2 separate regions of the Homo sapiens genome follow, and region 2 is linked to region 1. The links are chromatin loops, found by intact Hi-C in ENCODE. Cell type or tissue: A673. All regions are shown on one strand. Links, peaks and the distances in the headings refer to the core of each region. The heading gives the core; the rest is flanking DNA. Region 1 overlaps LOC101928387 (a long non-coding RNA gene). Region 2 overlaps LOC101928387 (a long non-coding RNA gene).

Evidence for each region. A loop is a pair of places that touch in the nucleus more often than their neighbours do. Peaks named below come from ENCODE experiments on the same cell type or tissue, not always from the same donor. Only the 100,000 strongest peaks of a DNase experiment are listed, where the experiment ranks them.
Region 2: it touches region 1 in a loop (2.5-fold over the local background); 4 of 110 quality-filtered maps call a loop at or near these places.

Annotation. Positions count from the first base shown.
Region 1 is chr12:19,570,753-19,579,090 of GRCh38, forward strand. The region is part of intron 3 of LOC101928387 (a long non-coding RNA gene); the gene reads left to right. Among named protein-coding and RNA genes, the nearest start is that of AEBP2, 140 kb to the left of the region's middle. RefSeq lists an enhancer at 2,393-2,482. In A673, for the core only: CTCF peaks have their summits at 2,254 (motif pointing right) and 3,973; DNase peaks (open chromatin) are centred at 2,309 and 5,319; H3K27ac peaks cover 4,542 bases.
Region 2 is chr12:19,625,987-19,634,324 of GRCh38, forward strand. The region is part of intron 3 of LOC101928387 (a long non-coding RNA gene); the gene reads left to right. Among named protein-coding and RNA genes, the nearest start is that of AEBP2, 190 kb to the left of the region's middle. RefSeq lists an enhancer at 2,218-2,718. In A673, for the core only: no CTCF peak of the experiment used is centred there; DNase peaks (open chromatin) are centred at 4,755, 5,385, 6,865 and 7,235; H3K27ac peaks cover 6,092 bases.

The DNA.
Region 1 (8,338 bases), core at 293-8,292:
TGACCAATTTTCTTTTCTTTTTTTTTTTTTTTTTTTGAGACCGAGTCTTGCTCTGTCGCCCAGGCTGGAGTGCAGTGGCGCGATCTTGGCTCACTGCAAGCTCTGCCTCCCGGGTTCACGCCATTCTCCCATCTCAGCCTCCCGAGTAGTTGGGACTACAGGAGCCTGCCACCACGCCCGGCTAATTTTTTTTTGTATTTTTTAGTAGAGACGGGGTTTCACCATGTTAGCAAGGATGGTCTCGATCTCCTGATCTTGTGATCCACCCGCCTTGGCCTCCCAAAGTGCTGGGATTACAGGCTTGAGCCACCGTGCCCGGCCGACCAATTTTCTTAGTGTTGATTTCTATTTTTATTGCCCTGTGGTCTGAGAGTGTGTTTGGTATGATTTTTTAATTTTGCTGATGATCACTTTATGGACAATTCTGTGGTCAATTTTAGAGTATAAGCCACATGCAGATGAGAAGAATGTATATTTTGTTGGTTTTGGGTGGTGAGTTCTGTAGATATCTATTAGGCCCATTTGGTCAAATGTCAAGTTGAGGTCCTGTATTTCTTTTTAGCCTTCTGCCTCAATAACCTGTTTAATACTGTCAGTGGGGTGTTGAAGTCTCTCAGTATTATTATGTGGTTATCTAAATCTCTTCATAGGTCTCTAAGAACTTGTTTTATGATTCTGGGTACTCCTGGGCTGGGTGCATATATGTTTAGGATACTTAGGTCTTATTATTGAATTGAACTCTTTACCATTATGTAATGCTCTTTTCATCTTTTTTTGATCATTATTGGTTTAAAGTCTATTTCATCTGAAATTAGAATAGCAACCTCTGCTTTTTTCTGTTTACTGTTTGCTTGGTAGGTTTCTCTCCATCCTTTTACTTTAAGCTTATGGTGTCATTGCATGTGAGATGGATCTCTTAAAGACAGCGTAGAGTTGGGTTTTGCTTCTTTATCCAACTTGCCACTCTGTGTCTTTTAACTGGGACATTTAGCCAACTTACGTTTAAGGTCAATATTGACGTGTAGATTTGATGCTGCTATCTTATTGTTAGCTGGTTACTATGCAGACTTGATTGTATGGTTGCTTTGGTTGCATTATAGTGTCAGTGGTCTCTGTACTTAAGTGTGTTTTTGTAGTGGCTGGTGAAGGTCTTTTGTTTTCAGATTTAGCACCTTCTTAGGTACCTCTTGTAAGGCAATGGTAATGAATCCCCTTGACATTTGCTTCTCTGAAAATGATCTTATTTCTCCTTCGCTCATGAAGCTTAATTTGTCGGTTTATGAAATTCTTAGTTGTAATTTCTTTTTTTAAGGAATGCTGAGTATAGGCCCCCAATCTCTTCTGGCTTGTAGAGATTCTGCAGAAAAATCCACGGTTAACCTGATGTATTTCCCGTCGCAGGTGACCTGCCTCTTCTCTCTAGGTGCCTTTAATATTTTTTCTTTCATGTTTACCTTGGATAATCTGATGATTATGTGTCTTGGAGATGGTCATTTCTCTGCATTTCCTGAATTTGAATGTTGGTCTCTCTGTCGAGGCTGGGGAAATTTTCCTGGATGATATCCTCAAATACGTTTTCCAAGTTGTTTGTTTTCTCTTCCTCTCTTTCAGGGATGCCAGTGAGTCATAGGTTTTCTCTCTTTACATAATCCCATATTTCTTGTAGTTTTTGTTTATTCTTCTTTATACCTTTTTTCTGACAGTTATTTTTGAGAATCAGTCTTCAAGCTCTAAGATTCTTTCCTCAGGTTGGTCTGTTCTGCTGTTAATACTTGTGATTGTATTATATAATTTCTGTAATGCGTTTTTTGGCTCTATTAGATCAGTTTGGTTTTTTCTTATAAAAGCCATTTCATTTTTCAGCTCCTGGATTGTTTTACTGCAATCCTTAGATTCCTTGAATTGGGTTTTGACTTTCTCCCCAGTCTTGATGATATTCAATCCTATTTATATTCTGAATTCTGGCTCTGTCATTTCATCCATTTCAATCTGTTAAAGAACCCTTGCTGGGGAACCAGTGCCATCATTTGGAGGAAAGAAGACACTCTTGTCTTTTTGAGTTGCCAGAGTTCTCGCACTGGTTCTTTCTCATCTGGGCTGAAGTTCCTTTATCTGTGCTGTAATTTGAGTACAGTCAGTTTTCTGGATGTTTTCAGAGGGCCGAGGCTTTGTGCAGGGTCTTTATTTGTATTAACAGGTGAATTCTTATCTTTGGTTTCACAGGAGGATGTATTAGCAAAACGTTTTTGGTGTTGAAATTTGGGCTGTGATCCAGCAGATGGCGCTTAAGTGTAATGGCCAATTAGGTAGGCTCTTGCTCAGCCATGTGGGTCCTCTGTATTTCCTTGTGTTTGTAGTTGTACTCCCTCTCAGCACTCCCAATGTTTGGGCTCCTCTACTCCTCGATTCTGGCTGCAGATCTCGGCTTGCCACTCCCGGGCTGCACACTGAAGTCCTGAGCCGAGCTCAGGCTTTATGTTCCCTCCACAGCTTGGAGGAAGCAGGGGAAGGGATCTTGGCGGTGGCTGTGGAAGAGGTCCTTTCACTTGTCTCTTGGGGATCCATCCCAGAGAAATGCCGAGCCGCTCCCAATCAGCGGGATTGGCCGAGGGTGAGGTGGCTGGGTTGTGGGCCTAAGCCAAGGGGCCCGGCCTGGTGGTGAACAGGGGGGCCGATGGCTCACAGGAGAGACAGACTGGCCTCTTCTCCTTAGGACGGCTGTGGTGTGCTGGAAGTGTGGGTAAAGCACTCAGGGTTTTTGTTCCTTTCCCAATCTGAAGGCAGCAAGGGCAGGACCGCTGCGGTGGCAGTGAGAGACGGGCTTCTGGTTGTCTCTGGGAGCTCTCTATCTTGGAGATGCGCAGAGCTGCTGCTAATGGGAATGTTCAGCCAGGGGGTGAGACGGCTGCGCTGCTGGCCTGAGCCGGCCCTGCTTGGTGAAGAGTGGGGGCCGAGGGCTCACAGGAAAGGAGACTGGGCCCCTCTCTCTGCGGTGACTGTGGCGTGCTGGAGGCGCCAGTAAAATTTCCAGGCTCTGTTCCTTCTCCAGTCCAAGGGCAGCAAGGGCAGAACCGATGCAGTGGCTGCGACAGAGGGGCTGTCGGTTGCCTTTGGGACCGCCCCCCCTCTCCAGGGAAACTCAGAGCCCCCAGCAAAATGGGTGTGCTCAGCCGGGGGTGGGGCGGCTGCTCTGTGGTCCAGAGCTGGGGGCCCTGCCTGGTGAAGAGTGGGGGTGGGGGCTCTCAGGGAAGAGAGACTGGGCTTCTCTCTGCATGGTGGCTGCCATGCGCTCGCTCGAGGTTCCAGAGTAGCGAGCAGGCCCTTTGTTCCTTCCCTAGTTCAGGCTGGTCGTGCGGGGGCCCAGGTTGGGAGGCCCTGCCCAGTGAGGAGGAGCAAGGGCTGTCACCCCATGGAAAACAGTCTGGCAGCTTTTCCACGAAGCGCTGCTGTGCTGGAGGCCTGTCTTAGTTCCTAATCACAGCTTCCCTCAGGAACCTGGGGGGCAACAGGAGAGAGGATGGCAGAGCAGCAAAAATGGTGGCCTGCCTGCATCCTCTAGGAGCCGTGGCCCAGGGAAGTGGAGAGTTGCCCCCCACCTAAGAGTTAGGCGGGGCTGGCTGCGCTAGGGTCCCAGGCCAGTGGGTCTTGTCCAGTGAGGTGCAGTGGTGCGAGGCTCAAACTCCTGGGCTCACACAATTCTCCTGCCTCGGCCTAAGTGCTGGGATTACAGGCATTAGCCACTGCGCACTCTACCTTTTTTTTTTTTTTTCTTATTTTTTCTTCCAAACAGGATTTTGAGAGCCAAAAGAAAGGAACTGAAAGAATCTAGGCACATTATACTATAGCTATATAATTAGCAAGAAACTTGAGGAAGAATGAGATTGCCTCATCTGTGGCCTTGGGGAGAGGAGAGGAGGACATCTGGGTTATGGGATTAGAGTTTACAGGAGATTAGAGTTATGGGGTGATAAGCCCTCTGCTGGAGGGTGGAGAGAAATGAGGTGGGTATCAGGAACCTGGTGAGTTTCACTGGTGGCTGTCCTGAGGCAGCAAATGGGAGCCAAGCTGAAGCTTATAGAGAATTCACCCATCAAAGGTGGACCATGTGCCATGTGTGGATTGTGCAGTGGGCCACCTGCCCACACACCAACACTGACAAGCTCTATCAAAATTGTCCAGTCTGTACATTTCAAGAGTTCAGTGTACTTCTCTTCCTGTTTTTCCCCTCTTCTCTTCAAATGCAAGGAAAGGGTAATCTTAAGATTCAGAAGAGTGATTTGTTTTTCCCCGCGTAGTGAGCAGTTTTCTCGCCCCCAACTAATAAACCATCTATTCTTTTCCCATTAAGCAATATATATCACATAAAAATTTCATTTAGAAATGAGCCTGTCTCTGGCAGATTCACCATTTTAATAAGAGGCCCTAAACTTTTCCATGCTTTCCATGAAAGCTAAAGGTCATTAGCACAGAAGGAAAAGAAAGAGCTGTGAAACATATCCATACTCTGTCAATGACCTGAGGTGGGGTAGGCAACTGCAACTGCAAGACTCATCAATTGAACATATGTAGGTTTTTAGTATCTAGTAGATTACACAAAACACATACAGGACTTTGTAAATTTGAAGGGAGAAGGTTGGAGAATATGGCAAAGGAGGATCATATCCGTACTAGTCAGCTAGGAAAAACAAGCTGGGAAAAAATGAGAACAGAGTAGATGAATTGCATAGGAATTTCTGAAATATTCTAAGAATGCCATGGATTAAATAGGATTTTATGAACTTGCCTGGGAAGCTAATGATCGTTTCTATGAGAAAATGTATTTCACTTTTCAACTCAGGATATCTGGAACATATCTCTCTTTGTCACAGTTCCAGAAGAATTCCCAGGAATTTAGCTTTCCCTTTACTCTAATCTCAGAAGGAGCTATACCCTCTTTGAAGCTCCATAGAGAGAAATAGGAACAAACTTACCCAAAACACACGGTGGGTATGAGTGCTGATTTTTATCCCCATGGAGAAAGGGAATTTTACAGCAATGAGCATAGGGTCTCTGGTGAAAGGTCATATCCATACATATCTTTATAGAAAAAAAAAAAGAAGGCTTGGAAATAGTGAGAACAAAGCCCAGAGCCCAGGGCTTGGTGGGAAAGCAGGCCCTGGCTCCCCTTCCTGCATGTGAGTTTTGACTTCTTCCTGTGCTGGTCAGGGCTGCAAATGGCTGATAATATCACTGAAGCCTGGACTATCTTCAAAGCCCGACTGGCACAAAATGACATATTAATGTAGTATCTCATTTCCTTTGCATTCTGGGGACAAGTGGGATTGGCTCGATGCCCAGGGATATCCTGTGAACTCATGGAATAGGACTGGGCTAAGCCTGGCTAGCACCTGACAGATCCTGTCTATGGAACTAGGGACATTTTTTCTCACTGCTTGAATTGGTTGGAACATAAAACTAAGATGGCATTTGATCTGTCTTGCAAAGATTTGGTTCAGAAAAATCTTACAAATATGCTGATAGTAACTAAAATTTTCTCTGTATCTGTTGCTTAGATGCAATAATTATGTGTTGAAAATTGTATATATATCATATTTATATACTTTAGCACCTAGAAATGGAAGTATTTAGTGTTATGGAAAAACAGATGGATAGATGAATAAGCTCTCTCTCTCCTCTATTTTTCTTTCCCCATTTTATACTTTTTAAAAGTTAATTTAATAGGTAGATTAAAGACATCTTTAAATGACTGTAAAAATAAAGTTCATGTTTAGACAAATTTCCCAGTTGGAATTCTCTGTTTAAAACACTCTGTTTTCATGACCTGCACTGTTTATTTTACATTCAGAGATGTGAGCACATGGGAACCATTTGCAGAAAATGTCTCTGTTTACTTCTAAAACTGATATAATAGAGAAGCAGTGGGTAGAGGTTCAACCAGCTGACTTTCTAAAGCTAGCTGTATAATCTTTCTTTTTATTACTACTGACATGCATTTATGAAAAGAAAATGGAAGTTACGGAGTGTAATGAAGAGATAAATTCAGGCTATCTCTGAAAGTCTATGTAACACCCAGAATTTACAGAAATAAGGAAGTTCATAGTGATCCTTTGTGGTTGAAGTCTGGTAAGAAATGCTCAATGCCATTTTACCTCTTTGGACTGACAAATAATAATTGATTATAAAATAAAATGGACAGTCCCAGTTTGGACTGTCAGCACATCTACTACCAACAGTAGATTGCAAGAGCCTTCCAACTCATCTCTCTACACTCAATTTCTCCCCCCACACTCAATCCATCCTACAGCCTGCTGCCAGAGTGATCTTTAACACTGACCATAGCTTTCCCTGTCTTAAAATGTTGTAATGTTTTTTCCCTGTTGGTTTTGGGAGAGGTGAAAACTTGAGGTCTGTTGGTTAAAACAAGCTGAAGCTAGTTTACTTAAAAAATGTATATATGTGTGCGTAGTTTACTTAAAAAATTGTGTGTGTGTGTGTGTGTGTGTGTGTGTGTGTGTAATACACACAGACACACTTTTTCCTCCATAAACTGTGAGCCTGGAAAAACATGTAATAGTTGCCAACTGGGAAATTTGACAGGAAATCTAGATAGCCTGCTCTTATTAAAAACAAACAAACAAACAAAAAACCCAGAAGCTCTGGTAATGCCAGCCTTACATTTTTGCATAAGAATAATTACATTGTTCTCTTTGGAAGGACATGATTTCCCCTGTTTTTCACAGGATTCTATACTTTCTATTCTTCTTCTCATTCATATGATCTCATTTTGCTAATTTCCATGATCTATTTGGTATTTACAGGTATTTAAGTGTTTAACTCTTGGACTGTGGGCTCAAGTCCAGGTCCTTAGATTTGTGTATAAGAACCATCTGGTTTACATTAACTTTTTAAGGCTCATTTCTCACATCTTCTCCTCTTTAATTTTATTCTCCAAAAATAAGGTTGTCCTAATACACTATGTGATTTTTACTATTTCTAGGTCTTTCTATCTATCTGAAAAGGCTTCTCTATTTCCTAAATTATTTCTTCCCTCTTGAATGTGTTTCCTGATTTCCTTAGCGTTAGACATTCTTTCTTGGTATATATTTCTTGATACTAAAAATACTGTACTTTCATTATTGATTGTATTACTCTATATTTTACTTATTTGTATAAAATAAGGAGACACTTTCTTTTATATGAGCAGCAGGTGTAAAATTTCTTGTGGGGAAATCCAAGCCTTTGAAGAGGAGTAGCTTTGACCAGCTTGTTCAGGAGCTGAAGTGGAGGCCTCCAGGCTGAGGTGGGAGCTGTCCTGGGACTCAGAGAACCAGAGGAACCTCTGCATGAGTTACTGTTATGGAGGCAAACAGGAGGCTATGGACTGGGGCTGGAAGGAAAATTGAAGGACACAGAGAAGAGACTTAGGAGACTTGGGAGGAGAGAATTTTTTTTTTTTTTTTTTTTTTTTTTTTTTGAGACAGTCTCACTCTTTTGCCCAGGCTGGAGTGCAGTGGCACAATCCCAGCTCACTGCAGCCTCAACCTCCTGTGCTCAAGGGATCCTCCCACTTTAGCCTCTGTAGTAGCTGGGACTACAGCCACGGATCACCATGCCTGGCTAATTTTTTTGTATTTTTTTGTAGCAATGGGTTTTTGCCATGTTGTCTAGGCTAGTCTGGAACTCCTGGGCTCAAGCGATTTGCCTGTCTTTGCCTCCCAAAGTTTTGGGATTCCAGGCATGAGCCACTATGCCTAGCCACAAGAACTTTCAAATGGAGGATTTTAAAAGTAAACACCACCAGAAGAAGCATTAGTTGAAAAGCATTAAAAGAGACTGACCCTGGAGAATGGAGTAGGAATAGAAAGCAGGTAGGGTGAGGCAATTGCTTTTCACTGTAAGCTGTTTATAGTTTTTGAATTTCAAAACTCAAGTGCATGTAATAGTTTGATAAGTGATTTAAACATTACTTTTAGGAAAACCTAAATGTAACAATTCATTGCGTGTAATGTGAAACATGTGCATGGTGTAATAAATCACCAAATTTGGAGTGATTGTTTTTTTCACGAAAACCAGTGAAGAAGCTGATATCTGAGGACTGGCTGATGTGAGACCAGAAGTGTCAGCTTGTGAAGGTACGAAAGCAGCTAATATCTTAGCCACATTTGTATTTTTCTAAATGCACTCTTAAAAAAATTATCAAACTAGTACATGCCCTGGATTTAAAAAATTACAGAAGGCTGGCCGGGCATGGTGGCTCATGCTTGTAATCCCAGCACTTTGGGAGGCTGGGATGGGCGGATCACCTGAGGTCATGAGTTCGAGACCACCCTGGCCAACA
Region 2 (8,338 bases), core at 228-8,227, 55 kb after region 1:
CTCCCCAGCCACGTGGAACTGTAAGTCCAATTAAACCTCTTTTTCCTCCCAGTTTTGGGTACGTCTTTATCAGCAGCATGAAAATGGACTAATATACCATCCTTATGTCCATGTGTACCCAAAATTTAGCACCCACTTATAAGTGAGAACACACAGTATTTAGTTTTCTGTTTCTGCATTAATCACTTAGGATAATTGCCTCCAGCTGCATTCATGTTCCTGCAAAGGACATGATTTTATTCTTTTTTTTTTTTTTTGGCTGTATAGTATTCTATTGGTGTATATATGCCACAGTTTCTTTGTCTGGTCTACCATGAATGGGCACCTAGCTTGATTCCGTGTGTTTACTATTGTGAATAGTGCTGCAGTGAATGTATGAGTGCATGTGTCTTTTTGGCAGAATGGTTTATTTTACTGGTATATATCCAGTAATGTGATTGCTGGGTCAAATGGTAGTTCTATTTTTAGCTCTTTGAAAAATCTCCAAACTGCTTTTCATAATGGCTGAATTATTTTATGTTCCCACCAACAGCATATAAACATTCCCTTTTCTCCACAGATTTATGAACATCTTTTTTTTTATTTTTTTAATAATAGTCATTTGAATGGTGTGAGATTATATTTCATTGCGGTTTTGAGTTGCATTTCTCCAATGACTAGTGAGGTCGAGAGCCTTTATCATATATTTGTTGGCTGCTTGTATGTCATCTTTTGTGAAGAGTCTGTTCATGTCCTTTACCCACTTTCTAATGGGGTTAATTTTTTTTCTTGTTGATTTGTTTATGTTTCTTATAGATTCAGGATATTAGTCCTTTGTCAGGTGCATAGTTTGCAAGTATTTTCTCCCATTCTGTAAACCTACTGGTGCTAGTTAGTGAGTCTACCTAGAAGAATAAGGCCTTGCCCTTAGGGAGCCTAAGCCCAGTGAGGCAGTCACACTACCCAGTGCAGTATAAAAAGTACTGGAATGGAGTCACATACGACATGCCATTGGGAGGCAGATGAGGCAGGTGCTAAATGTATCTGGAGAAGCTTGGAAAAGTGTCCCTTAGGGAGATGCCTTTCTTAAATAGGTGTAGAACAGAGGAAAGGACATTGTAATCAGAAGAATGGATGCATGCAAAGACAATGATGCTTGCACAGATGACCTGTGCTGGAACAGTGGAAGGCTAAAGGGGCTAGAGCTTTGTGGTGGAGATGGCATGAGGTGAGTCTAGGATCTCCTGGGGATGGGTAAAAATGGGAGGTTGGGAGCATGGAGATAGGATGAGGGTTACAGGGGCATTCCTCAGTCTGAAGGGGGTTCAGTCTGAAGGGGGGCAGTGCTGGGGCACAGGAGGCAAATGGTGCCTATAAATAGCTTGGATGTTGAATAAGTAAAATAGGTTAGATGTCAGCACAATAAAAATTTATTGTTGTCTTCTATCACCCTGTATAATTTATTCAGTGGGATAAGAACCCCTTGCTTTGGGATGAAGACCCAGGCAGGCCCATGACTTTTCTGCTTGCTCGTAGTAAGTTGACCGTTCTGCTTCAGTGCAGCTGCATCAGACCAATCTGTTTCAACTTTTATGTACAGTTGTGAGTTGTTTTTCAGTTGCCATGCCCCCTGCTCCCAGTTGAAGGTCATATAATCTGAGCATGCCCAGAGAAACCAGCGTGTAACCACTAGTAGAACCTGAGCGCTCAGACCGAGGAGTGGGGACTGTATTAAGAAGTGGACATCGTCTGGCAGGAGCCCTGGTGCCACCCCATGGCAGGATCCAGTCCCTTATGCCTACTGCCATCACCTCACCGTAAGATCCAATCAGATCACACCTCATTGCCCTCTGTCTATAAAACTTGCCCCAGCCCTCAGCTCAGGGAGACAGATTTGAGCATTTCCTCTTGTCTCCTTGCTAGTCAACACACAATAAATCTTTCTCTTTGCAAAAGCCTGGTGCTTTGATGTTTGACTTTCCATTACTGTAGGCAAATGAACTCAGTTTGGTTCTGCGACATTAATTTGCATACACTCAGTCCCAATTTAGTATTTAAAAATGTCCAGTTTATTCTGGGTGTGGTGGCTCATGCCTATAATCCCAGCACTTTGGGAGGCAGAGGTGGGAGGATTGCTTTAGACCCAGAGTTCAAGACCAGCTTGGACAACGTAGTGAGACCCCTGTCTTTGCAAAAAATAAAAAAATTATCTGGGCATGGTTGCATGTGCCTGTGGTCTCAGCTGAGGTGGGAGGATCACCTGAGCTGAGGAGTTCGAGGCTGCAGTGAGCAGAAATCATGCCACTGCACTCCAACTTGGGCGATAGAGTGAAACCCTGTTTCAGAAAACAAACAAATGAACAAACAAAAAACAAATAAAAATGTCGAGTTTAATATATTAATTAACACTTAAATCTTCATTCAAAGATAAGACCACTCCCCCTCCACCTTCCAGCAGGGGTTCTTAAGAGTTCCTTCCCCAACCTTAGATGGTCTGGAGCATGTGCGAGGGAGCCAGGAGTCTCTGAAGGGGAGGCCTAGGCGAGTTCTTCTGTGGCTCTCCATTCTTCTCTTCCACTCTCTAGATGCCATTTTGACCCCAGGAGATGGTGAGTGCTTTCTGTGCCTGGATGGCGTCACCCTCTCCAGGCTTGACAGATGTTTAAAGCTGTCTTTCTTCCTTGTGACACTTTTGTGAGCCCAGCGAGTGCCCATGCATTTCACGTGGTAGCCTGTAGATGAGGATGATGCCTCCCCTCTGGCTTGCTGATGCCCCTCTGCTGCTGGTCCTCACAGCACAGCATTCCTTACAGACTTACCCTGTTGGAAGCACCTTGTCCTCCTAGGTGGTCCCCTTGGTTGGGAATTAAAATGGCTCCAAGTCCACCTTCTCTGGCCCTTGGTCCCCAGGGATCCCCAGGAGACCTGTACACATCTTCACCTTGGCAAACTCCGGGCATGTAGGCCCCTCCTATTCGGGTGCAACAGCCTCTGTCCTGCTGCTACCGGCTGCGTTATTTCCCGAGACACAAGTTGGACACACATCTCCGGTGGCTCACAAGACATTTCCTACCCTCTGAGTGGTCCCTTGGAAGCCCCACATTGAGCTTGAGGTGAAGATGGAAGTACCTCACAGGGTGAACAGGGTTCCAAATAAGTCTCATTACAGATTTTCTATTTCTCCACCTCAATCCTTCTATATTCCAGAGGCAAAGACTTCTAAGGGTGGAGAAGAGAAGGGCAGGGCCAAGAGTTTGGGAACCAGTTTTTGGACCTGCATTTGTAAATTTTGGCTATGGTCACATGGCACCTCTCTTTGAAGTTTTACAATTGTTATTTCTTGGGATATCTATGAAAATGTTAATGTTAATGTCCTATTAAGTGTGTAACAATCTGGCTGTGTGCAGTATAAAAAGCTGGCTTGGAATATGTTGGGGAAAGGGAGGAATGGCATGGGTAGTTAACATAATAAAATCATTGAGAATTCATAATGTGTTAGGTGCTGTTCTAAGCATGTTGTAAAGAATAACGATCTAAATGGTCATAACTCTGTGAGTTGATAGGAATATTCCCTCCCCTGCTTTTTTATAGATTAGGAGAGAGGTACAGAGGAGATAGTTAGCTTGCCCAAGATGGCAGAGCTGAATAGCATAGCTGGGATTCCAGTCTGGGCAGTCTGACCCTACAGAATGGACTAAATTGCTATGTATCATTGGCTGCCAGAAATTATGCTAAGTGCTTTACATAGATTCTCTCACTGACGTGCTTTTAATAACTCTATGAGGTATATGTTACTATAGTCTGTATTTTATATGAAGAAACAATCTCAGGGAGGTTAATTAATTTGCTGAAGGTCATCTAATCAATGAGTGGTGGGGCTGGAATACTAATCCAGGTGGAATTGATTCCCGAGGTTTGCTGGTCGCTGCTGCAATACTGGTTTCCTCACAGAGAATGAAGATGTGCGACTTTTCCAGGAAAATGCAAAGGTGCAGACTCTGCATCCAGACCCCCTGAGGTTCAAGTCATGACCCCTCACTTCCCAGCTGGGGGGCATTGGTGTCTGGCTCCAGAATGTCCTCTTAATTGCTCTGCTATGTAGAGCTCCTACTCCGTGCCTCAGTCAACTTCACCTGTAAACTGACCATAATAATTGTATGACAGTGTAGGGTCATTATGAAGATAAAATGAGTTAATATGGGTAAAATGCTTAGAAGAATGTTTAGTGCATAATAAATGCTCTATAAATGTTAACTGTTATTGTTACACTAATTCAAGATGGAATCAGAACATTTTGCTGGGTGCAGTGCCTCAAACATGTAATCCCAGAACTTTGGGAGGACCACTTGAGCACAGGAATTTGAGACAAGCCTGGGCAACATAGTGAGACACTCTCTACAAAACAAACAAACAAACAAAAAAATTAGCCAGAGGTGGTGGCATGTGCCTGTAGTCCTAGCTACTTGGAAGGATGAAGCCAGAGAAGAGCTTGAGCCTGGGAGATCCAGGCTGTAGTGAGCAGTGATTATGCCGCTGCACTCCAGCCTGCACAACAGAGTAAGATCCTATCAAAAAAAAAAAAAAAAAGAGAAAATTTTACTGTTACCGTGTGTCTGTTCCTAGACTATTAGTACATAGAAAGTACAAATTTAGGTTGTGGAAATTATGCTTTGTTCCTCAATGTTCCCAGGGACTAAGAACTTCCATACAGAAGCAAATTGGCTCTCTGTCAAGGTGGTAATAATTATTAGGTTTCTTTTACTGTTTGCTTATCCTGTCACCTGAATACACCCATAAGCAATTACATAGGAATCAAGAACTGCAGTTTTTCTTGTAAAGAGCAAATTTGAATAGTCAGATATCTTGCTCTGATCAAAAGCTTGGCTGAGAAAAAATGATGTTTATGAACAGGATAGAGTCTTCCCCTAATTTATTCCTTCCTTCCTTCCTTCCTTCCTTCCTTCCTTCCTTCCTTCCTTCCTTCCTTCCTTCCTTCCTCCTTCCCTCCCTCTCTCTCTTTCTCTCTTTCTTTTTTTCTCTCTTTCTCTCTTTCCTCTCTCTCTCTCTCTCTCTCTGCCTTTCTTTCTTTTTTTTTTTTTGACAGAATCTTGCTCTGTTACCCAGGCTGGAGTGCAATGGCGAGATCTCGGCTCACTGCAACCTCCGCCTCCTTGGTTCGAGTGATTCCCTACCTCAGCCTCCTGAGTACAGGTACCTGCCACTACGCCCAGCTAATTTTTTGTATTTTTTACTAGAGACAGGGTTTCACCATATTGGTCAGGCTGGTCTTGAACTCCTGACCTCAGGCTGCCTTGGCCTCCCAAAGTGTTGAGATTGCAGGCATGAGCCACTGCACCCGGCCCCCTAATTTCATCATATGGATCCAATCTGTTCTTTTGACTTAGATGGATTCATTTACTCAGGGGCAGACTATTGAGTGCACAATTCTAGATACTGGGGATACATCCAGGAACAAACAAAACAGACAAAACCACCTGCCATCAGGGAGCGTATGTTGCAGTGGGTGAGAGAGACAATGAACAAATATGTGAAATATATAGTAAGTCAGAAGGAAATAAAGGAATAGTGAAAGATAGGAAAAGAGGGGAAATGCTAGGGGGTTTGCAATTTTGAATAGAGTAGTGTTGGCCCAAAAGGAAGAAGCTGAGGCCCAAATGATAATTTAAATAGTCTACTAGACCCAAAGTGAGGACAGTTGCCCAGAAGGCTCAGAGCCACATAACCTTGGACATGAGCTTCCTTTGGCCTTTGTTACAAGTAAGTTTCTAAAGGCAAAAAGGGGACAGGGAGCGTATCAGCGGACAACTGATACAAAGTTTTTTGTCAGATATTTTCACTGGTTTACAGAAATAATATTGATTTGTGATTGGCTATCCATGGTTAAGCTATAGGGTGGGTTATAAGTGTCTGGTGTGGCATTATTAGGCTAATTTACATCTACTGTGGCAACAACAAGCAGTTTCAAGAGATGAATACACAGCTCAAAGTGGGGAGTAGAGTGTGATTGCTGTCTGATTTTAATGTCTTTCTGGGCTTGAGAGAGAGATATATATAAATATAATATTATAATAATATAATCATATTATAGTATATATAATATGTTATATATTTTTATAGTATATATAATATATATTTATATAATATATTATTATAATGATATACAATATATTATATAAATATATATTATAATGACATATATATTATATGTGATATATATAATATATATCACATATATAATATATAAATATAATATATATTATATAATATATAATGTATAATATAATATATTATTATATAATATATAATAATATAATAATATACAATATAATATTATTATATATAATAATATATAATATAATATTATAATATATAATAATATATAATATAATATTATATTATATATAACAATATATAATATATTATTGTATTATATATAACAATATATATTATTGTATTATATATAACAATATATATTATTATATTATATATAATTATATATACATAATATATAATATAATATATTATATATAATATAGAATATAATAATATATAATATATAATATAATTATATATAATATATAATTATATAATATACAATAATATATTATAGTATATTATATATAATATATAATATAATATTATATAGTATATACAATAATATATAATATTATTATATTATAATAATAATATAGCTGTTGCTGGGGGAGGGATGCTATCCTTGCACAGGGCAAATGGTTGATGATGATGCCATTCATTTATATTGCACTTTGCAGTTTAGGAAGGTCTTTACAAATCTACATGGCAGGGCCGTGTCTTATTCATCACTGCTTCCCCAGTGCCTAGCAGACATCCTGTGCTCCCTGAGTGTTGAACATTCATTTTCTCATTTCTTCTCCTACAACAAACCTATAGGACAGTCAGGCAAGAAATCTTTATTTCCATTTAATATTTATTTCATTTAGGATCATTAGGAGTGAAATCACAGAGCCGCCTGCTAAGTGGTGAAGCTACTGGACTTTTAAGTCCTGTGGGTCTTTCCCTTCTATCTTGGAAGGTATTAAGAAGCCCAGTCCTTTCCTACAGAATGATTGGCAGATAATTAACTTTTTGGTGGTGCCGTTTATTTGAGAGGTAAACGAAACCAGTAGTGCCTCATGCCTAGAATTTGAAGGCCAAATTAAATTTTCTCCTATCGTGTGTGGCTAGAGAAAATAAGAAATCCTGTTAAAGTATAAACTCAGGCATGAAACTGTTGCTCTGAATCTTGTTATCATTTAACATTGAACAAAGCGAACCAGAACAAGACATGCAAAGGCCTTTTACATGCTGCTTAAAGTTACACACCCAGGAAATCATATGCACATGTCTATGTGCACATACATTGAATTGCAAGTTCAGTGGCTTTAAATCTTCTTTCCATATGCAGAATTTTTATAAGCAGCAAATGCTACAGATGTGACTTTGGGGTTTAATGAAAAAATTTGTATGGATAACATATGTTTCCTTTATAGAAAACAATCTCAGCCTGTTGAAATTGCCTGAGTTTTCAAGTGATCGTGGAATAATTTGATTTGACTCTTAAGTCTTAGTTTCCTTCCCATTTTTTTTGGTGTGTCATGGTTCCTGGGAGAGTCTTATTTTTAATTCTGGAGTCCTGTTCTAAATAAGAAAAAGGAATACTTCTTTATTTGTAGTTGATTCTATGTAAATATGTCTTTGACAAATGTGAAAATGTTTTAGGTGCTGGGAGGTACATGGTATATGTAAAATTGTAACTTCATGTTCTTTGCTTCAACTTTGGGGGACAGATTTAATTAGCAGCCTAACTGAGTTTCTTTAGCCTAATTGAGTTTCTCTGCTCTTGGAAGAGCATGCGTTAGGGAAATTATCTTAGAATAAGTTAGAAGCGAGCCTGCAATTTTCTTGATCTTGAATGCCCTTTGGGAGAAATGGTATGAGTTAGTATTAAGTTACTCTATTTGAAGATTCATCATCTTTCAAACACACACCTTAAAGAGGCCATACATTTCTCATAGAACTTACTACAGGGTCTGATTTTATATTTTAGTCTCATCTTGGATATGCCCTAAACTCTGCAATATGTCTCCTGTAGCTTTTCTAAAGGATCAGCAGTTTGAGATTTCTAAGGAAACCAAATTAATTTTGGCAGAAATAGTTAAAGCCATGGTGAGAATGGGGTTCAAGACACTCTACCCCAAAATATGGTACCTTGCGATATTGAATATTTTAAACTGAGGGTCTTGGAGAAAATGGCAGAAGTAGGAAGGTCACTCTGATCTCCTCCCATTCTGCTCTTACCTTTCTCCCATGGAGCAGG